3 separate regions of the Mus musculus genome follow, and all the other regions are linked to region 2. Evidence: chromatin loops called from intact Hi-C (ENCODE). Cell type or tissue: left cerebral cortex. All regions are shown on one strand.

Region 1 (8,000 bases), 77 kb before region 2:
AAAGCACCTGTGCACTGAGAGACTGACAAGTAACAGGGCTCTACTCTTCTTTTTCATTTTATTTTGCTTATTAAGTTATTTTATGGATTTACATTCCAAATGCTGCCCCACTTCCTGGTCCTCCCTCCCAGAATTCTTCACCCCATCCCTCTCCCCTTTGCCTCTGAGAGGCTGCTCACCTACCCACCTATCTCCACCTCACCCACTTCATCCTGCATCCCCCTTCCCCAGCGCATCAATTTTCTACAGGATTAGACTCATCCTCTCCTACTGAGGCCAGGCCAGGTAGTCTGTGTCTAAGGCCATGGATCAGCCCATGGATGCTCTTTGGTTGGTGGCTTTGACTCTGGGAGCTCTGAGGGGTCCTGGTTAGTTGATGCTGTTGTTCTTCCTATGGGGTTGTCATCCACTTCAACTCTTTCAGTTTTTCCCCTAACACTTCCATTGAGGTCCCCAACCTCAGTCTAATGGTTAGCTGTAAGTATCTGCATCTGTCTCAGTCAGCACTGGTAGAGCCTCTCAGAGGACAGCTATGTCAGGCTTCTGTGTACAAGCACAACATGGAATCAGAAATGGTGTCAGGGTTTGGTGCCTGCCTATGGGATGGATCCCAAATTGGGCTGGTCACTGGATAACCATTTCTTTAGTCTCTGTTCCATTTTTGTCCCTGCATTTCCTTTAGACAAGAACAATTCTGGGTCACAAATATTGAAGATGTGTGAGTGTTTCTGTCCCTCCACTGGGAGCCCTATTTATCTACTGGAGGTTGTCTCTTCAGGTTCCATCTCCCCACTGTTGAGCATTTTAGCTAAGGTCATCCCCAATGAGTCCTGGGAGCTTCTCATACCCTAGGTCTCTGGGACTTTCTAGAGGTTCACTCTGCCCCCACCCTCCACATCCAGAAAAATTTCCATTCAGACTCCTGTACCTTTGGGCTTCTTTCCTGTCTCCCCCCCTATACCTAATCTTGTCCCCCCCTTTCTCCTCCACCTCCCTTCTTATACAAAGGTCCCTCCCTCCCTCTGAATCCCATGATTATTTTGTTTCCCCTTCTAAGTGGGATTGAAGCATCCTCACTTGGGTCCTCCTTCTTGTTAAACTTCACACACTTTGTAAGATGTATCATGGGTATTCTGTACTTTATGGCTAATATTTACTGATTGGTGTGTACATATCCTGCATATTCTTGTAGATCTGGGTTACCTTGCTCAGGATGATATTTTCTAGTTCCATCTATTTGCCTGAACCTTAGTGGCCCCTAGGCATCTTGTTTTTTCACTACCTGACCCCACTGGAAAGCTCCATGGCTCAAAAGCCTGTAAATTAAGCCTGTAGAGGCAAGACAAAACCTGAGATAGCAAGCTATGTGTGCATTAGCACAGTTCTCTACAAGTCAATAAGTCTACAGACACCTTGGGTACTTCAGATACCTCATTAAATAACAACTTACTATAGTTCGTAGCTGAGGTTGCTTCTTCAAATATGAATGAACTAGGAATCACATTATGTTACTTCTGTTACCTCGATTTAACATTACTGCTACACATTCACCCACCTGTCACACATAAGAAATACTGAATTACAATGGTTTCTTTCATTGTCAAGAAAATCAATTAATATTCCCGTGTGTGTGTGTGTGTGTGTGTATTGAGGGGAATATGAAATGACTTACTAAAATGTTCATGTGCACATTTAAAGATGCACATCAAATGGACTCCAATATTAAATTTGGTTTCTAGAAAATTTCTTCTTCCTTTTGTATTTGACTAAAAGAATGCATAGATAGTGTCTGTGGCACAAAGAGTTTTACATTTAGCTTTGTTAAATCATGTCAGCTGGCCGAGTTCTTGGATTTAAATCATCTCAACAAAATGGCAGGCTTTAACAGTAATTTCCAAAACTGGGCAGCAATCAGGCCATTGTGTTGATTCAAGATGCATATCCTGGTTTCCCTGAGTACCCAAAGTACTGTGCCAGACACTGTAGCAATTATCAGATAGAGATTTATGGATCTGGACTGTCCCATGCTAGCAATGGAGGATGACCAGGTTTTTGAGATGTCGTTTATCTATATTAACATATGCTGAGAGTATGAATTATAAGCAAGGCATTTATTTTATATTTTCTTGTTGATTGTATGATTATATACATATATATATGTATATATGTATGTGTGTAAAATGTTAATTTCCTCTGTTTCCTTTTATTCTTTGTAAGTTTAGTTCCCACGAAAATTAATACATTTTTATTGAAATAGAATTGCATCAGTTTCCCCTTGTTTCCTCTATTCAACCCTTCCCAGTTATTTCTCCATGTACTCCCACTTTTGAATTCATAACCTCTTTCTCTTTTACTATTTAGTCTTACATGTAAAAGTGTTTTTGCACATATATAGAGAGATGTAACCTTGTGTTAACATTTGTCTCTGTGTCTCTCTACTGAGCAGTGTGAGTCTTGAGCAAATGACAAAGTGACTGTTTGCTGAGAAAGACCACTGGAACTAAGGGAAAAGCCATCTCTCCCTTTAATTAGTTTTGTAATTGCAACAGATCCATTGATGGGTATTTAAAAGAGACAAGCCTCCTCTTCTCACTCAGGCAAAACTCCTACTGTGCTTCTAAGCGTTCTGCCTGAGTGAAACAAATAAGATTAGGCCCATGATGTCTACTTCACACTACAACATTCTCTCTTTTCCAAAACTTTTTTAGTGTATTATTGGCTAACAGACTGCACAAGGAAGAAAGAAACAATAACGGAATGGCTTGCAAGTGTTGTTTTGAAACCTGTAACTAGTGCTGTCAGCTGCTGGCTCATTCCTTTTCCTACATTTCCATTTCCTGACTCTAGTTTAAGAACATTTCACCGCGTGTAACTATCAATCATCCTTAACCCAGAAGTGCACTGTACATTAGTAACAGTTAATTGACATATTTAAAGCAAATAGCTGCTTAGTTTTGTTGTGAAGGTTTAGCATACAAATCTGTAACAGCACATGCTTTGTTTGTTTCAATTACAAACATCCCTGTCTGCTGCATTGCCACCTCTGACAGTAGATGAATAGGATGCGATTCCGTTGAAGCATCCAGCACACCATGTGACAGCCGCAATAGATGGCAACATGAGAAAAGCACTCTGCTCACCAAAGGATGCCCAAGCATGGAGAAGAAAAAAATGATATGAAGTAGAGAGGCAAAGTGGAGTTTTAAAAGTGTGCTCAAGAAGAAAGGGAACAACCAGGCTTTTGTCCTTTCATTCCTATGTAGCATCAACCTAGTAAAGAAAAAGGAATGATTGCAAATCGTATTGTCTCTAGCACTGAAAAATATGAAGAGGATAATTTCTCTTTCTCAGTAAATTTGTTTGTTAACAAAGGAAGTTGAAATGTTTTGTTGTGTATAAACTTTTTGTACCTGTTAATAGCCTAAAAGGACTTATTTATCAGGCACTGATTTGGTCCCAAGTATTTATTCAACAGTAGGTTCACAGTCAGTATGCAGCAGGATTTCTACAGTACATGGAAATGCAACATTTCTTTCTACTCATCTCAGTGTCCAATGATAAATAGAATGTGCCTTCTTTCTTGAACAACTTATGATGAGTTAAGTACTCAATTAAAGAAGACAAAACGACAAGTCCTTCCTTCCAACTGTGAAATCAAAATATCTGTGATAAATACCTTTAAAGTAAACAACTTCTACTCTATTTTAAATGAGATTTACTGTCTCCTGCATCTAGAAATATGGATTCTTAACTGAGTAAAAGCATTTGCTTTGCCACTGTATCAAAAAACCAGAAGAGATCATCTGGAAGAGTTCTGTGTTGTTGTTGTTTTGTTATTGTTGTTGTTGTTTGTTTGTTTTCTGTTTTGGTGTGTGTGTGGCGGGGTGTATGTGTCTATGAGGCAACAATAGACACAGCTATATGTACTGGACATCATTATATCCTATAAAAATGCTATATGTTCACAAAATGATTGATATAAAATCAAGAAATAATGTAATAAAAACTATAACATTAATATAGTTATCACTAAGAATATTATTAGACCTCCACTAAAAGGTTAATAAAGAAATCAAAATATTATGGAACTAATATGAAGATCTAACCAATACTCATTTCTAATGTTACTAGCAGAGAGAGAATTTAAATTTTAATTATAATTTTATTTAGTAATATCATATCATCCTTATTATCCTCAGGTTCTACAAACCCTAGCCAGGGCAGTACTTCAAAGCTTTGAAAAGTGACCATGTGACCCATGAAGCTAGGAACAACCAGGCTTTTGTCCTTTCATTCCTATGTAGCATCAACCTAGTAAAGAAAAAGGAAAGATTGCAAATCGTATTGTCTCTAGCACTGGAAAATATGGAGAGGATAATTTCTCTTTCTCGGTAAATGTATAGGGAAGAGCTTCCCATCTGTTCTAAATTTCTAATATTGAACTCTTCGGTTGAGGCCCACAGTCTTTCATGGTTCACTGTGAATTTGTAAATAGATGTTTTTCCATTGCTAGTGCAAAGCTAAAAAGCCAGAATTATTTTTCTGGCCGGGTGTTTTTGAAGCCTCCTTGCCGCTGAAGTTTCTGTGTGTGATTCCATCACCCAGGCCGATGTTGGGTATGGGCAATATGTGCCTTCTTGTCATGCATCCCACTCAATCTGTGACTTCATCCTATTCCTTCGTCACTACAATTTTGCCAAGAGCTATTCTTTCCTTTTCATAAGAGCCACTAAAGCTCCTGATCATGGTTAACATGTAAGTGGATGAAGGCTATAGACCCTCTTCCTGGGTGAGGCCATTGTCTCTATTTTAGTCTTTCTTCGATGAAATGATGAAGTTGTAGACTCTCTGTCTCAACTATTTATTTGCGTGAGTGGGCTTCATTTCACACAATCTGCCCTGGGTTGGTATTTTGTAAACTAAAACACAATGAAGTGCTGGGTAAAGGAGCGCATGCTTGGCTACCACAGCTGTTGGTAAAAAATTCCAAATTCTGTTGCTCAGTTTTTGCATTGTCTCATCTCCAATGTCTGCTAATTTTCTGATCACCATCAGTCTCCAGACCACACTTCTAGGAACACCAATGAGCTACTTACTGTCTAATCAGAGTTATTTTCTAGGTTTATTATTTAAATTGTTCGTATAGAGACAGTATTAATTGTTATGCCCTCAATGACTGACTTTTAGAAAAGACCTCTTTTCTCTACTACTAAATATATTTTTCTTTAAAGCACTTCAAAAATGACATAGATATTTGATAAAATTGATAGCAAAGTATTGGAACTGTGATCAAAGCATATGACAGTAGGGTATTTAACAACACTATTGCTTCTGAAATCCCATAGAAAAATAGAAATCTCATACAATGCCCCCACATACACACCACAAATACATAATACAAGCACACACATATGTATACGCAACTCATCCAGAAGATTTCAAAAAATACTTAAAATGTTCTGCAAAAGGGATATAGCTGTACCCATGATTGTGGTACACTATAATGTAGATAATTTGCCTATATTAAGAGCAATAATTAGTATCAAAAAGTAATGTAAGTATAGAGTTCAGGCACTCTTCGTCTTTGGCAATACTTGTTCAAACCATCGAAATATTTTGTACTATATCAAAAAATACCCAGATTTAAGTACCTAACATTTTTACTGTATTTACTATCAGTATGTTGCCAAGACACAAAGAGAAATATTAGCAGGATTCCATATCTCAGTTTGTCTTTTGTTTTACAGTCGAAATATAGATAGCATTGCCCTAATCCACGGGTCCAAAGACCGATAATAAGCCCTCCCTTCTGGGTCCCATTGCTTCAGCCAGATTACTTTTCATACTGTTTCTTCATATACTTTGCAACACGATCGCATCACATTTTTCTTCAAAACTCTGGCAGATTGTTTGGGCTAGAGATAGATGGAGACAAGAGGCACCATCTGGTGCAAGATCTTTATTCCTTGTTAGCACTACAGGAGTTCTGGTATTTTACATGGATCAAGCAATAGCAAAGATTTTTTTTTTCCTAATGCATGGATGGAAAAGGTATAAGATGGTCAAATGGCCCTTGGCACTGTTTGATAGTATCATGAGATTTGCCGGGTTGGAGTTGGGGTATATTGAAGGGGGTCCTTTTTCCCCTCTTCTCCTTCAGCTCAGACAACCAGTGGCATATGGTTTCATGATTCACAAAGATGATCCTGGACTATAGATTTGACGATCTCAACATAACTTCCAGGCTTGCCAGGACTGTTGCAGCAGAGCGAGCAAATAACTCATGATATTTCCTCTGTGGTGAGTAAGCTCCAAGTCTCAGGCTTCAGTCTGAGCTGGTACTGAGAGAAAGGAACTATGCCCTTAATAGCCAATGTCAAGGCTGTTTCTTTTGCAGATGAGAGTATATGTTTCTGTACTCCTGGCTCATGACTTTCAAAGGCCACCCAAAGGTTTAAATGACGCCCATCTCGGCTTTGTTGATTCACATTTAATGTGATCTTTGGCTGTTTTTCATATCTTTCTACTCTTTGTACATTTAAACTCTTTCTACAATGTAGCTATTTTTCTAACAATTTGTTGTTTCTACATTAAAATATTAAATGTAATAAGAAAATCGCCACCTTTCATAATTAAAGTCAGCATTTTCTAATGGAATTAACTGAGAAGTGGGGAGTAGGAGATTTTTCTTTTGATGTTAAGAAGCTAGCTCAGCTACTTTGTCAGGAAAAGTGAAAGAATGAATTTGAATAGAGTTTTGGTGTTCTCTAGCCCAACTACTTCCATTCTTTCTACTGCAGCATTCTTCCATTCTGCTTTAATATTACATATGTTCAACCATACCACTTCCCCTCAAAAATTCATGTGAACACATGCAAACACACCACACACATATGTGCCTACATACATGCAAATATGCATATACATACACATGCATACCATATGCACACATGAAAATTTGAAAAGCCAAAGTTGTTTTATGGTTTTAAAAGTAGTGATCTATATAGGATCGATCCCATCAGAGCTAACAGCAGAAATAAAACACGCCCTTAATTTGCAGTGGGAAACACACACACACACACACAAGCCTGGTCTGTAATATCTTAGTTAACATATAAATGGAGCATTTTCATGAGTAACAGGGACAATGGAGTATTTTAGAAATAATTAGAGAAAATAAATTAGGAAAAATGCCAATACACAGAAAAACAAATAATTAACTATAAGAAAATTTATACCATCTGAATTGTGATTTTTACATAGAATGTATTGCATAAATTTCTTATGCTATGGTATCCATTTCCATTTAGACAAATACTTGTTCGTTGAGTCTGCCAACCCAGTGAATGGACTCTTCCTCTGGAATTAAATGAGTACTGGGCTGAGATTATTGCATGCCCGGGTGTCAGAAACTTTGTGACACCCAGAGATACTTCATTCTTAAATCTCACATTTGTTCATTTTTCCCCATTTAGCTCTTAACAACAACAACAACAACAAAACACACACACACATGCACACCAGAATTATCTAGTAAAAATTGGGACCATGAGAAGTTGAGGTTTGACTTTAATAACAGTGATAATGGTAGTGATGATAAAGAAAAGATGATAATGTATATTTTTAGAAAACGAAAACATTTAATTCAAATTTTTTAAAGAAATAGTATGCTTTAATAGCTTCTCATTTTAGTCTTTCCAAAAGGAAGAAATAGCTAAGCTTAATTTATGAAATCTCTCAACTGACAGAAAATGAAGGTTCTTAAAATCTACTACAATTTTTTGCCCAAGGTATTCACTATAAAGTCTTCTGAGTGTAATGTAGTCTGGTTTGAAACATACTGACTTGAACCACAGTCCTTCTAAGTCAGTCTGCTGTAGTGCCCTTGCTATTATACAGTGCAAAGAAATGCATTATCTTCCTAAACATCTGATTTAGAATGAACACCTATGCACTCATATGTGTTCTGCAATGTCCTAGAAGTGGCGAAAATCACCCAG
Region 2 (8,000 bases):
CAGCTAGAAGTACTTCAGTTATTGCTTTCAGGTTTATCAGGAGCAACTCTAGTGATGTAAAAGGCAATTGCCTTTCTGCTGAATCATAGCTGTATTTATATCACAGGATGCTTCGGAAGGTACCACCTATTGAATTAAATACAAAAACAATAACCTTCCTGTATGTTATATTTTACATTTTCCTGGCTTCTTTCAGGCATGAGGACATATCTGTAAGGTGTTGACCTAAATTTCTGCTGACCTAATTTCTTTGTTGCAAAAGGATTTCGGTGCAGCCTGTCCCCGCTGCGGAAAGGTTTTGTTCTACATCACTGTCAAATTTCAATGACAAATGGAATGAACTTTGTTAGTCCTTTTGAGATTTCAGAATATCTCAGGATATTCCCTTTTAATATCTAAGAGGATTTCAGTGATTTGTCCTACTGGCTCCAGAGTGTAAAGGGGGCTCCCTGTTTCCCAGGCATTTACTCTAGGCTGTCAAGCATGCCCCATGGAACCACTATACACTTCCTGCAAACATTTTTACTGTATAGGAGGTTGCTAATGAAATGGAGAAGAATAGAAGTGGCAAATGGAATTACTGGGCTCTTAAGTAAAGGATAGAACTGTTTGCAACACTAATGGATTCAGCTTTGGGTCTGGTACTGTATATTTTGAAACAAAAGTAAATAACCTCTCTTATGATTGAAATTCTTTTTCTCACAATGATGCATATACCAAATATGTTTTCCAATATACTCCTAATATGCTAATTGTATGCATTTGTGCTCGAGGGCCATGGTAATGGAAAAATGGTACTTAGCCCAAATAATTCAGTAAATGTAAAAGCTATGCATCTATAGACTAGAGTCTAAAAACAACAATAATTCCTTCCCTTGAGTGTTCAAAAACATGGAAGACTAAGTCTACTATGTTTTCACAGATGTCTACACAGACTTCTTTCTATTAATGTTAGAATCATGTGTTAACATGCAGTCTTAATATGAGATGTATTAGTTTTGAGATTCAGAATTATATTAACTTAAAGTGATATGGTAAAAGTGGCTTCAAAGAATTATCTTATGTTTGATCACAAATTATAGCTCAACAATGTTATTCCAGTGTTTTCACTGGAAGCAATTCTCTTGGAAGACCTGAAGGTATCACACCCTGTCAGTCAGAGATGTGGTCAGCAAAGTGTAGGGGACTTTGACAAAAGCGGCTGTCCCAGCAATTTAGACTGAACTTAAGTTATAGTATTAAAAAATCCTAAAGTATAGAAGAAAGCTAGCAAGGAAAAGTAAAAGCTATTCTCAAGAGAGAAAAGATATATGAAAATCAACTGCAGGTCAAAAGAGAAGTGGTGAGTTATTTTTAATAAGAATAAGATTAAACAAAATCAATAAAGAAAAAAACTATTGAACAAATCAAAAACTGTTGGATATATTTCTGAAAAGCATCCTGGATGTAAAAAAAAAAAAAAAAAATTAGACAGTATACATGGGTAACCGGGTAGTGTAAAGAGAAAGAAAGCCAAATAAAAGTCCTTCATCACCAAGAAGTTGCTGGGTATAGACACTGATCCCTGTAATGGCTCGAACTGGCAAACGCATTACCAATGCATTGCTGCACCATAACAAGATTCAATAATGGCCCGAGGAACTAATCATTTATAATTGACTATCTTACAGTAGTCTAGTGTGTCACATTAAACCAATAGCAGAGAGGAGAAGCACATTGTAAGATAAGAAGGAGAAACTAAGGAGGAAGAAAGGGCGAAAGGAGAAGAAACAGCAGGGACATAAGAAGAAACTGTGAGAGACGATGGGTTCTGTGGCTAGTTCTTTAGCTGTGGTGTTGGTATGGCTACCTACAACAGACTAGATATTCCCTAATGGAATTTGCCAGAATCTCTAGATATATTTATTGAGATATCACTCAAGATTTCCAAATGAAATCAAAGAATCCAGTATGAAATCAAAGGTCATTAACATTCCAAATGATTTGTTTTAGAGAATAGCAGATATCTATGGGTTACAAATGCAGCAAAGATATTCTCCTATAAAGCAAGAATGGAAAAACTATTGCCTCAGTAGGAAATAGTCTTAGTACACAATGGCCTAAGGTGGTTTACATGCATACTAGAGATTTTGTGTGGTTCTCTTGAATGTCTTTGATATCTCTTAATTAAGGAGTCCGTATGACCTCTATTTTGATTCATACAGGAGCCAGTAAAGCTTTCAAGATTCAAGTCAACTGATAATATACAACTCATGTTCTCATGTATCCATCCTCTGTGGAGAAGTTTAAGACCCTTTCTTCCTATGAGATATAGCTTTCCATATTTTCAGAAAGCATTTGAGGAACAAATAGCCGTTAGCTGTCAGGGTTTATTGACTCAGCATCCTACCCCAGCAACATCACTCTCATTCTGCAACAGCACACACCTGCTGTGCCAAGGTCTCCTGGCCAAACACAAGGAAAGGAGAGAAATTTCTAAAAATCCATTTTGACTTTATCAGGAACAAAGATGACAACTGAAGCAAAAGCCAGGTCCAATCTAGCTTTTCATAAAGTTGCCTGAGCCTGTTTTCTGATCAGGTGAACTCCTTGCTGAAACTCTGCTTTCAGAAGCCACAGTAGATTGAACAATCAGAGTATTTGAAAACCCAATCATTCCCACAAGGATTCGTGAAGTGTTGGACATCTGGCATATGGGTGTTCTGAATAAAAGGCTTTTGCCAGGAGTTTTAAGATCAGAGATTCACAATTAATTCTGACTGCTTGGATCAATAAAGATTGTTTTCCTTTGAAACAGAGCATCCGTAAAGTTATGTAATTTGAGGTATAGGAAAATCATTGCCGAAAAAGTAGAGTGCTTTGGGCCCACAGATTCCATTTGGCAATAGTTTCAGCATGAAAGTAAAACCATTATTTTGATGAGACAAATGCATTTGAAAACCATGAAAGATTATATCAGTGAAAATTTCTATTTGAGTAGAATACATTTTTGTTCCCCACAAATTCACTCAGGTGTAGTACTAATCACTGAAGAAATGCAGTTCAGTGTGAGCTCTTTCCTAAAGAAAAAGCACATGTGAGAAGTTGAGTTATTTTGTCTAATGCAGCTGCTACTTGCTCTGCAGAAGCAGGAATGTGGCTGATGACAAGGTAGAATGGAACATGACACCTCTGCTGGCAACCAGCCAAGAATACACAATGTTTTAGCCACTCTGTGGTGTGTGATCTATTTCTTAATTGTTGATAACATATAATTAGGACAATCTTAGCCTCACTTAATGAATGCAGTAAGTTAAACTGCAGTGCCAGAGTAGACTTGAGTAGACTTTGTTAGTCTTGGAGCACAGAACTGCAGAGTAACATTTTATAAACAGTACAAAATGGAATCTTCCCTTTACAAACTATTGGCCTGGAATTATGGCCAACATCCTAACCCACACTATAAATTCTGTGCACTGTATAAATGTCAACTGATACTCATGGACAACGTGCCCAAAATAAATTTTTCCTTTGAACATGTTAAAGGTAAGATTTATATAAAGAAATTTTGCAGATGTGTAAAATGACCAATTACATGCTCTGCTAATCAGTTATCAACCTGATTTATTCAGGGGCTCCTTTCTCAAATGGTCTGAGCTCAATCTAGTGAACTGTTTTATTTTAATAAAGATATTTCCTACAAAATAATTTATTGATTATTGTCTTTTCATTAGAATAGATTATGTGAAGTTATTTTTCACACCTATATTACTTAGAATTACATTTTTAAAAAAATATTATAAAGGATACTAACATCTTTATGTAGGCCATAAATAAATTCAACTGAATTTTTCATGTTTCTTATCAAAAATTATTTTTTAGAAGAGAAAAATCCTAACAATCTATGAAATAACCAAAGAAATTTAAATTTTTGTTAAATACATTCTAGCTTTTATCTAGAAGAAATTGATAAAACAAAATCTTTCTTAAAGGGGAGTAATATTTGTCCATAGCACGCACACTTTCCCTGATGTTTTCATCATTTTGTCTTTAAATTTGTTCTAATGTTATCAGAATCAATTTTTAGTTTCAGTCATCCCAAAGGAGCTGTCTTGAGTGAAGCTCTTATCGGCACGTTGTAATGAAGAATCAGCTCACATAGCTGTTACTATGGTGCTCACAGATCTGAAGAAAATTTTAGTGGAAATAAAATTCCAAAGCACTAAATTTAGAGGTATTTCATTTCCTAGTAAGAGGCATAAAAATAGTATCACTGGATACAATTTGAATTGCAAGGGAAAGATATTTATTCCTCCATGATGTTCAAATGTACACATTCTACAAAGCCAGTTTCTTTCCACAGTCCTAGGGACATATTAGAAATCATGTTACCTAAGTTGCAGTGAGGCCTCTGAAAGACAGTGCAAACGATGGAGAGCTTCCTTTTCAGCTGGCTGCTGTTTTCACACAGAAACTCTAACAGAAGAAAGCAATGGCTAATTGAGTTATACTATTATGTACTAATATAGTTACACTATTAATTGTTAAATATATATTTGTGTGTATATTTACACATACATACACATTACAAGCATATTTAATATAATACTTACACTAATATATACTAAGAAGAAAGCAGCAGTGTTCTGTATTTGTGATAGGTTGCTAAGTTGTTTGTTCTCTCACAAAGGCAAGGAGAGTCAGAGGACCTCATTGTTATCCTGGTATAATGACTAGAAATCTCAGTTATAAACTCTATTTTTTCATTAAAAAGAATAATATTTTTCTGGGCAAAAAATCAACCAAATTCCATTTTCCAAAAGTAGAAATAATAAAAAGCTCTAGAAATTATGACAAAATATATTTCCTATATTAAAATTACTCCTACACATTTAATATAATTTAAATATGCTTTTGCCCACTATTCAAAATCATGCCAAATTCCTCAATTCAGACTGCTTCCCAGAAGTACCACCTAAGTGTCTGCTGGAAGAAGAACGTCCTAAAATTATATTTAAATTTTTATTTCATTTAACGCTTTCTGTGATTAAGCCACACACACACAAAGAGGTCTACAATAGCTTTTTGCATTTCATTTCATCTGAATTTCTAGGTTTTTAAGGAAGAAGAGAAATTTTTAACTTTCACAAAACACAACTAAATCTGTTAGCAATGTCTAACATCTATGAGTAATACAATATAAATACTAACGATGGGGAATAAGAAGGAATTCCAGTTTTCTATACATTATCTTTAAGTTCACCAAGAAGGTTTGGGAATCCCTGTGCTCTGTGCGCACAGGAGAGAAAGGGGAAGTTGTTTTTATCTGTTCTGTAAACTGTCAAGTAAAGCTCCTGCCTCAATTCCAAATACACACTTTTCACTAACACGAACACATGTGCCCATAGTTACAGAGACTGTTTTAGAAAAACATGGTCGTTATATGGGATTCTTTTTAAATTTATTTTATTTTATTTTATTTTTAATTCAAATTTTACACTCCATATTCCATTTCCCACCCCCCATCCACCCTCCAACTGCTCCACATCCCACACCTCCTTCCCTCCCCACCTGTCTCCATGTGGATGCCCCCACTCCCCACCCCACCTGACCTCTAAACTCCCTGGGGCCTCCAGTCTCTTGAGCATTAGGTGCATCATCTCTGAATGAACACAGACCCAGAAGTCCTCTACTGTATGTGTGTTGGTCTGGAAATTGCAAACTGGGATTTTTTTTATCATGAATTTGGGATTTGGGAGAAATTTTGACTCAAAATTTAAAAAGAATAAAAGCTTTCGTGAGACTTAGTGGTGGCACTAGCATGGTAGAAGAGTCTTTACTTCGAGGTCTAACCCAGGACTTACAATCATCCATTTGTACCATAAGAGCAATATCCTCTCACATACTACAAATATAGAGTATGGCTTAAAAAAACATGATTGCCTAGATAGATTTTTATATTGTCATAGTTTAATTCTCTTTTCTGTTCGAAAGGCCCTTTAGTATGAAGTCTAACTGGAAAAGAAATATAGAGGAGGTGAATTAATTTGCTAACAAGCAAAAGAGAACGCCAGAGCATTTGTAAAATAAAATTTATTAATACTTTTTCTTTTACAAAACACTCAGGAAATAGTTTCTTTAAAATGTCAGTTTAAACTGAAACACTGCACTGCAAATGTCACAGGTTGGTTAATTCATTCTTTATTGATAAAAGAAGTGTTTGCCTGATTTTTGTTTGTAATTACTTCTCCCTTTTTACAGACTGGATACTAAATATAATCTATTAGTTTTTATCCACTTTTAGTTCACAGCAAACCCAGTTTCCCACCTTTGCTACTTGCTAGACAAAGTGTATTAGGAGTGGTTCTCATGTTAACCTCACCAGGAGACAGAGTACAAACTGCACATTCAGCCACACGTTTCCAGACTTTGAACTATACAGGGAGTGTTAATTCGCACATACTAAACCAATGTATCTCAAAACATTTCCTAAATCACATTTCATTTTGCTAAGGCCAATACAGAAATCTTACTGCCCTAGATCAGGAAAAGATAAGCATTTGGCTCAAAAGTAAAGCCCTGTGTAGAATAAACAGATTTGCTAAATGCTTTTAGAACCTACTTTCTATTACATGAATTAATCCTGGACAATTTAGCCATATGTCTCTCATTATAAAAACAGAGTCCCTTCTACCTGTGAGCTCTCTAGGTCACATACTTTTTCAAACATCATGGGAGGGCTTAGTTCAGAGTCAGAAAATCCATTCTGGATTGGGCATTTTTGAGACTGTGTCTCAGTTTCCCACTCCCCTTTTTTCTTTTCTCTTCTTAGTGGTTGGGTGGGAAGAGGCCCAAGAGAAGTACAAATTCAACTTCTGCATCTGAATTCAGAAGGAAACAGGCTAGAACTACCTACACAGCATGCAATGGCTTTCCTAGACTTTCCTTGGTTTCAGTGTGGCATAGATAAAAACAAGGAGTTTCCATAGCACCCTACTCTCAGTCCCAAGGAGGCAGCTGTGTTGAGACTTGGCAAACAAAAGACCTCCATGGAAGAGACCCAGTTTGGGCTTCCACCGGGAGCTACAGGAAAATAAATCAGAGATTGAACTTTTGTAGCCCCAACCAGGCTATTTTCCTGGCAAGCAGATCAAACCAAGAGAGCAGGTGTCAACCTCATCTCTAGTACCTACAAACCCCGTAGACAAGGGATATCATCATGAATCTTCGAGGACCAGTAGAACTCAACACCCAGTAATGCCAGCTCTTCCCTACCACCCTGAAGTCTGTAAAATAACTAGACACTAACTTGAAGGAGAGCCCAGAAGTGGACAGAAGGCTGAAAAATCTGGGAGACTAAGCGTGTTTTCCTAAACAGACAGCATTACCTAAAAGGATGGCTTTAATTATTGAATTGGATAGGATTTTAAAATGCATGGGACTCTAAATTTATAAGGGAACCAGAATAGTTATAGACAAAATAATGGAACTGTTTTCAAGGGACATCCCAGTTGCTATGTTCATGAAGTCAATGTTCCATAACTAACACAACAAATAAAGTTTCTGCAGTGAAAATACCCCAATCGCCTAGACAAATCTTACTCACCTGTAAGATCACTACATGGCATCTGGCTACAATCGGGTGAGCTTTTGCAACTCAAATTTTCTGTACATGATGACACTGTTAATAGGCTTTGCTTTTTCATGTATGTATAAGGCAGAAGTATAAGTTTATGTTATAATTAGGACACAAAATAGAGGGCTTCATAATTACATTTTATACATGTTTATATCATTGAACTTTGCCCATGTGTCTGTCTCTCCTGTTACCTTCTATTCTTTCTTAATTTGTTTTTGGATAGTTGAGATAGTTGGTTGTTTGGTTTGGTTTGGTTTGGTTTGGTTTGGTTTGGTTTGGTTTGGTTTGGTTTGGTTTGGTTTGGTTTGGTTTGTCTGCAAATAACAATACTATTATCTCCCATAGTTATTTGAAGAAAAAAAGTAAGATTCTTTAAATAAAG
Region 3 (8,000 bases), 64 kb before region 2:
CTACAAATGGAAAAAAAAAAAAGATTGATTACTAGGAAAGTCTTTCAGGTACAACTTGTGGGCAGCTAGAGAGAGAGAGAGAGAGAGAGAGAGAGAGAGAGAGACAGACAGACAGACAGACAGACAGACAAAGAGACAGAGAGACAGAGAAAGAGAGACACACAGAGAGAGAGAGAGTACTTATATAAAATAACCTGTATAAACAAAAAGAAAAGAAACAAGCAAACAATAATATCAGAGACGATAATTAAGCCAAGAAGATCTGTGTAGAGGGTGGTAAATTCTACATTTTTATCTTCATGCATATTTAAACTGTACACGACCGTGTGTGACTTATAGTATATACCTGCATGTGCATGCCTGCATGTGCATATGTGTGGTGTAACCACTTTTTTGCAAGTTATACAACAGATATCACACCCTCTTGAAATTAAATGCTGCCCTAGAAACTTCAAGAGATTTTAAATCTCATATCTATATCCACACATTAAATTAACCAAAGCAGATGGAGGATGATTTCTGAGATTAGAGATACTGTCCTGAACACATTTATCCTTGTATTGCACATAACTGATGTCTTTACCTTCATACCAATGAGTGCTCCCCTTGATTTCATAAATTAAATTATGTTTAAGTTGTTCTTGCTCTGAACTATAGGGTGTTCATTCCATAAATACATGGAAAGGCTCAAAAATAGTTTGGACTAGGTATTAGGAAGGGCCAAGACTAAACAAAAAGATGAGTCAGACACATATAGGTAAAGAAAACCCCCACAGGTCATAGTCTACCCTCCTGGTGTTCTTCCACTACCCAGCTCTAAATGCCCATTTATTCTTCCAATTCTACCTAGTTTTAAAGGCCATATTTTTTCTCCTTTTTCCACTCTATTAAACTTTTAGAATATAAAAATTTGCTATCAATGACTCATATTCCCTTTCTAATTGCTTTATGTTATATGACTGAAGTTTCAGGTCCCTCAAGAAAATCTATTTAAAAACCTATCTTTTACTGTTATTCCTTAATGGCTTCCCACTAATTAGGCTATGATTTGGTACACAGACACACATAGAAAATAAGCAATAAACAGAACTGATTTCCTAGGTTCTCTCTCTCTCTCTCTCTCTCTCTCTCTCTCTCTCTCTCTGTGTGTGTGTGTGTGTGTGTGTGTGTGTGTGTGTGTGTGTGTGCGTGTATTAGAGTGGCTTACAGGTTGTGGTGCAGTTAGTCCCACATTGGCTGTCTTTTGATAGAAAGTTCAAGAATATGATAGTTGTTCAGTCCAGCAGGCTGGATGTCTTGGGTGGTCTTCAATATACATTAGAATCCTGAAGAAGTAGATTTAACACCAGCAAAGGGATGCCTCAGCATAAGGAAGATAAGCCTGCCAGTAAGGGAAAGGGCAAAAAAGCTCCTCCTTTCTATGTCCTTTTATGTAGGTTATCATCAGAAGGTGTGGCCCAGAGTAGGGTGCGTCTTCCCACCTATGGGAAAGATTCAATCAAGAAATGATTCAATCAAGAAAGTTCCTCACATGTTCCTCACCCAGATACTTAGGTTTAGTAGATTCCAGATACTGACAAGTTGGCAACTAGGATTAATATACATGTGTATTTATGAGCATATTTATAACATATACTATATTATATACTAATATATACATTAATAATATATGAAATACTTTGTAAGTAAAATTTCAATTAAAAATAAATAAAATAAATAATTCTAAAGTAGGAGACAAAGGGGAGCTTGGATTCCAGTGTTTTCTTAGGGGAACTATTTGTGGTGATGTAACTTCTCATTAATCCTAATCTTCTTAAATTCCAGCTACCTCACAGTCCTCTCCCAGGCTGGGAAACACAACATCAATGTCTGTGCTTTAGAAGAACATTTAAGATGCAAATTTTCTTTTTTTTAAGGCTTTTTTTTATTAGATATTTTCTTCATTTACATTTCAAATGCTATCCCCAAAACCCCCTATACCCTCCCCCTGCCCTGCTCCCCAACCCACCCACTCCCGCTTCCTGGCCCTGGCATTCGCCTGTACTGGGGCATAATGATCTTTGCAATACCAAGGGCCTCTCCTCCCATTGATGGCCGACTAGTACAGAAACAAAGTTCGGAGCTGAGACAGAAGGAAAGACCATCCAGAGACTGCCTCACCCGGGGATCCATCCCATAATCAGCCACCAAACCCAGACATGATTGTATATGTCAGAAAGATTTTGCTGACAGGACCCTGACATAATTCTTTCTTCTAAGGCTATGCCAATGCCTGGCAAATACCGAAGTGGATGCTCACAGTCATCTATTGGATGAAACACAGGGCAAATTTTCATACTTACTGATACTTCATCTTTGAGACAGGTTAAGAAAAGAAAAAGTTAATTGATACTGATTTGATTTTTAATATGTATTAGAAACCAATAGCCATGGGTGACTGAGACAAAACATAAATTCATACTAGAAAGCCCAACTTCAAGTGCTTAATGGGACTGCAATACCCTTCACAGGGGCACAAAACGATTGACTTTGCATCTAGCTCAGTGGAAGAGTAGGTCAAGAACTCCGTTTCCTCTTGAGCACCAAGATAGTCAGCAGATGAATGAATGAGACATCACTCAAGGATAGTGCTTCCAGCTCTGCTACGAGTAGCAGTCCCTCCAAGAGCTGGTTAATAAGCTTCTTGTGCTTGTCATGTGAAATTTTATTCCTGATGCAAGTGTGGTCTCCAGAGGCTTACTGCCTCAGTATGCTAACCTAGGCCTAGTCCTGGAAGCTTCTTGCCTCTGCATAATCTAATCTAGGTTGAGAATAATTTCAGCCTCTGAGACATTACTGAATAAGCTCGCCCTTTCTAGTTCTTTCTGACCTCCAACTGGCTGGTTCTACTCTCCTGTTCTGGCTCAAACTCCTCTCCACACTGACTGATTCAATCTGGTTTCTCTCAGCTTCTTTATGATTTGCTTAGCTTGGCCTCACACTCACATTGGCAATATATTCTAGTCTTCTGGCTCCTTCTCATTGTCTGGCTCATTCTGCCTTCACCTGTGTCCAGCTTGTTCTCCCTTCAATTTATCTCTGTACAACAATCCCAGTAAAACTGCCTTCCTCCTCTTTTTCTTTCTCTTATCACACTGGTCTCTCTTCAGTAGCATCTTCCTCTCTCTTCTCATGAGCATTGGGCATACCCTTTTCTGTCAAATTTTCTCTGATTCGTCACTTTGTCTGCCATTCAATTAAGCATCACTTTCAAACATGCACTCTTTCTTCTACAACTAACTTTATCTTTATTGTTTGGGATTAAAGATGAGTTCTAAGGGTGTGTCTATATTCCAGAGGAATTAAAGGTGTATGGTATAGGCTGAGCCACTCCACAACTAGAAACACAATTGGGTTCACTGTGTGATCAATTATCTGTAACAGTCATGTTAAGGCAACTTCAACATTATGCAACTTTTCCATCCTTGCTCCTTAGGCCTGCTGGGAATCTGTTTCCACTTTTGGAATGCATGGTGCTCTGAAACAAGCCAAACCTTCTATGCTCATGCTCGTTCTTCATACCTCCAAGCATGTAGCTGCCATCACTCTATCTGCTGCTACATATTCCTCCCAACTCATTACTATGATCTTAAACGCCATATTCTCCATGAAGCCTTATCAAACTCTTCAAACTGTTAAATTTCCACATTTAGTTTTCAATTTCATCAGCTTTTTTCTCCAGTAATTGCAGAATCTACCTAGAGATTTTAGTTCTTTTTCTAGCTATCAACCAGGAGATTTCAGATCTTTTACTTATATTGCCTGCAGTCAATTGCCTACAGTAAATATTTGTTGTTTAAAAACAACTGACTTTACAAATTAGAGATATGGTTGGTAATGTCTACACATTATCCATTTTTGTCTTGATTCTGACAAAACAACGCTTTGCCACCTAGAAAGGGGGATTGCCAAGAGCCAATGGTCATTGAACCTACATGTGTTTATTGAAACTATATAGTTCTGTTTCACTGACCTCTCCTGGTGGGGTGAGTTTACAAGTCAAAATACTTTAGTACGTACTTACAGTTCTGCATAAATCACCCCAACCCCTGATCTAGTTGAAACTATAGCAAAGAACATGCCAGTGCGGTTTAAAGCAGCAAGCCTCCTTCTTTTATACCCCATTCTGATTGGGATGCGTAACTCTCTATCCCTGGAAGATCATGGGTCACATGTTCTGGAAAACATGCAGACAGTGATAAGTTCTGCCTAAGTAACTCTACCTTAGTTCCCTCATTTGTTGTCCCTCTTCTCTGAATAGACCAAGATCCACAGGAACTCATTGCCACTTGTCTTCATGGAAGCTGTGAACTTTAGGTAGTGAGCTCTCTAGGGTTTTTGATTTATAGAGAACTCGTGGGGATCCTTTCTCTTTGGCTATGGACCCATGGCTCAGAACTTCTTTTGACAAACCACCCAAGGCAAAAATGGGTGCCACTGGGCTAGCAACCTCTTCTTTATTTATCCCTTAGTCATTGGTACTTAAGATGTATAGCATACCCTATAGAGTCAGTTGAACTAGCAAGTTATAGAGTTTTGATTGATTCTTTTTTAAGTATAAGCTAGGGCTGGAAAGATGGCTCAGTGGTTAAGAGCACTGACTGTTCTTCTGAAGGTTGAAATCCCAGCAATCACATGGTGGCTCACAACCACGAATAATGAGATCTGACACCCTCTTCTGGTGTGTCTGAAGACAGCTACAGTGTACTTGCATATATAATAAGTAAATATATATTTTTTTTAAAAAAAGTATAGGCTAGAGAGTACTGGGGAATGAGGGCCAGGGAGATATATCCTAAATTTTAATTTGCCAAAGAATTTTTAGTGACTAAGAAAACTTACTGAATAAGGATCCATGAAACACAAAGCTTGTTTTAATGTCAAATTCCTCTCTCCTAAAAGCAAGAACAGATAATTCAAGCTCTGCCAAAGAAGATGGGAAATTGGCATAAGGGATCCCCTGGCCTGTCTTCATCTTTAACTTGTAATCTTTTATTATAGAAAGCTATTAGACAGACTAATAAAAATTAGGGCTGCCAAGCAAAAATCATATTACAGAAAAAAATTATCATGAATAGTCTTGTATCACTCACCTTTTAAAAAGAGCTGATTTAGAACAATTACCTCTTAGAAATTATAGTGTTTAAATATAAAGACATCTTATTTCTAACAGTCATAAACTCAGGCAATAATATAACATTTTTTTATTTTTATTTTCCATTTTTCCTTTTGGATTATAGATCATGAAAGAAGAATTTTATGCAGCAGTTGGTGACAAAATATATTTCTTATTAATGTGTAATATTTGCTACATTAATAATTTTATGTCATTAATTATTGATGCAAACTTAATTGTGCCCCATGTCCCTTTTTCTTGAAGCTCAATAAAAACTATATATTTCTTTAATTAGGCTTCACTTGAAGACTGGAAAACAATTCAGGAGTGGTGCTTTGCTAATTCACCTATACACAGCCAGGAAAGAAATGAAATTAGTGTCTTGAATGTGATTTAGCAAGGAAGCATTGGTGGCTTTTCCAAAACAATTAACCTCACCCAGAGGCCAGGGACTTGAAAGCAGCCAAAACCTAACACTTAGGAGGAGGTGACTTTCTTTATGATCTGAAGAGATAACTACGTGATATCAAAAGACATAGAAAGAGAACATTAGGGTTAGCCACACGGCTAGCACACCAACTTCTTCATAGTCTGTTTCACTAGACATGCAACTCTGCCTTTCTTGCTTGATTTTAGTATGCTGTCGTGATGCTCCACTTAAAATCACTGGAAATGTTGTAAGCACTTCATACTCTTTCTAAATAGTATATTTGAAATAACTTATGTGTTAATAATTAATAAATATTAAGATACAAAAAAGAACAAGAAATAATGACAAAAATGCCTTTGACAGAGAAATAATGACAGGAAAATATTTTTCTAGTATAAGATTAGCAGGAAAGCATGAATCCTAACCGGTCATGTCAGGCTGGCCATGGGGAGCACGGCATGTGTAAACTGGAGGTATAGTGCAAATCCACCTGAACTTCCCAACCCAGCCATGATGCCATCTAAGAACGTGAGCTTTATATGGCAGATCTCAAATGAGTAAACAAGATAGAAAAGTTTAGTTTGGGAGAAATTTTTTATTGGATATTTTCTTTATTTACATTTCAAATATTTTCCCCTTTCCAGGTCTCCCCTTAGGAAGCCCCCTATCCCATCCCCGCTTCCCATTCCTCTATGAGCAGGTAACACAATCACAAAAGAATACACATGGTATGCACTCACTGATAAGTGGATATTTATCCAAAAGCTCCGAGTACCCAAGATATCATTCACAGACCTCATGAAACTCAAGAAGAAGGAAGGCCAAAGTGTGGGTACTTCACTCTTTTTTAGAAAGAGGAACAAAATACTCAAAGGAGCAAATATGAAGACTAATTGTAGAGCAGAAACTGAAGGAAAGGCCATCCAGTGACTGTCCCACCTGGGGATTTATCCCATATTCAGTCACCAAACCCCAATACTATTGTGGATGCCAAGAAATGCTTGCTGAAAAGAGCCTAATATAGTTGTCTCCTGAGAGGCATTGCCAGAGCCTGACAAATACAGAGGCAGATGCTCACAGTCAACATTGGACTGATCATGGAGTCCCCAGTGGAGAAATTAGATAAAGGACTGAAGGAGCTGAAGAGGTTTGCAACCCCATAGGAAGAACAACAATATCACCCAACCACCACCCCCCCCCCTCCCGAGAGCTCCCAGGGACTAAGCCACCAACCAAAAAGTATACATGGCTACAGCTGCGTATGTAGCATATGATGGCCTTATCAGGCATCAATGGGAGGATAGGTCCTTGTTCCTATGAAGGCTCGATAGATGTCCCAGTGTATGGGAATGGAGGGCAGGGAGGTGGGAGTGGGTGGGTGGGTGGGTGGAGGAACACCATCATAGAAGCAAGGACAGGGGGACGGGGGACGGGGGACCAGGAAATGGGATAACATTTAAAATGTAGATAAAGAAACACACATTGTATGTATTCACTGATAAGTGTACATTAGCACAAAAGTTCAGAATACCCAAAATTCAATTCACAGACCATATGAAGCCTAAGAAGAAGGAAGATCAAAATGTGGATGCTTCAGTGCTTCTTAGAAAGGTAAGCAAAATACTCACAGGAGGAAATATGGAGACAAAGTGTGGAGCAGAGACTGAATTTTTCTTATTTTAAATGGTTGTTTCTTTCTTCTTAAAACAGTATAAAACATACTCACAGCTGTGTGTAGGTCAGTGTGTTATTGATATGATATTTCTGTGGCTGGTCTAAACACAGCTAAACTATGTGGTTGCATTTTACTGCATTTCAACCATTCAACAGATTCTGTTAGACCTACTACAAAAAACGATAGTAATGTGCTGTTATTTACCAACATAGCCAAGTCCAAAAGTTCTTAAACATGATTTTCTTTGTGAAAAGTTTCTGTGCACAGTATTTTTAAAAATTATTCTTAAATCCATGTATATTCCTAGAATACCAAAAATGGGCAACACAGAAGGTGAAACAAAATATCACAACCATCTCATACAAACATAATCACTATAAACAGTGTTATACATTTCTATTCAAGATTTTTAATTTCACTTGTATCTTGCAATATTTAAATCACCTATAGACACAATTCTATTTAAGTCTTTTCCTTTAACTTGCTGTACTAAGAATCACCTCGTATGACTTACTGTTTAATATGTTTTCACTGAGAAGTTTTATACTAGTATACTAAATTAGCCTGACTTAGGTTTTATATTAAGAGTAAATCTAATTGTGGCAAACCCTATTTTTGAATAAGCACTTTATATGTTCAATCTTGACTGTAGATGTTAAAAGCATAATGTGCTATTATTTACCAACATACCCAAGGCATAACTATCAAATATCAAGTCACTTTTCAAGATGGCATTTGTA

The links. A loop is a pair of places that touch in the nucleus more often than their neighbours do. Peaks named below come from ENCODE experiments on the same cell type or tissue, not always from the same donor. Only the 100,000 strongest peaks of a DNase experiment are listed, where the experiment ranks them.
Region 1: it touches region 2 in a loop (2.0-fold over the local background); 2 of 42 quality-filtered maps call a loop at or near these places.
Region 3: it touches region 2 in a loop (2.9-fold over the local background); 5 of 42 quality-filtered maps call a loop at or near these places.

The regions. Positions count from the first base shown.
Region 1 is chr13:83,370,367-83,378,366 of GRCm38, forward strand. No RefSeq gene overlaps it. Among named protein-coding and RNA genes, the nearest start is that of Gm33217, 18 kb to the left of the region's middle. In left cerebral cortex, no CTCF peak of the experiment used is centred here; DNase peaks (open chromatin) are centred at 3,131, 5,949 and 6,210; H3K27ac peaks cover 848 bases.
Region 2 is chr13:83,447,847-83,455,846 of GRCm38, forward strand. No RefSeq gene overlaps it. Among named protein-coding and RNA genes, the nearest start is that of Gm33274, 5.4 kb to the left of the region's middle. In left cerebral cortex, no CTCF peak of the experiment used is centred here; DNase peaks (open chromatin) are centred at 3,152, 4,189, 4,305 and 7,076.
Region 3 is chr13:83,384,303-83,392,302 of GRCm38, forward strand. No RefSeq gene overlaps it. Among named protein-coding and RNA genes, the nearest start is that of Gm33217, 32 kb to the left of the region's middle. In left cerebral cortex, no CTCF peak of the experiment used is centred here; no DNase peak of the experiment used is centred here.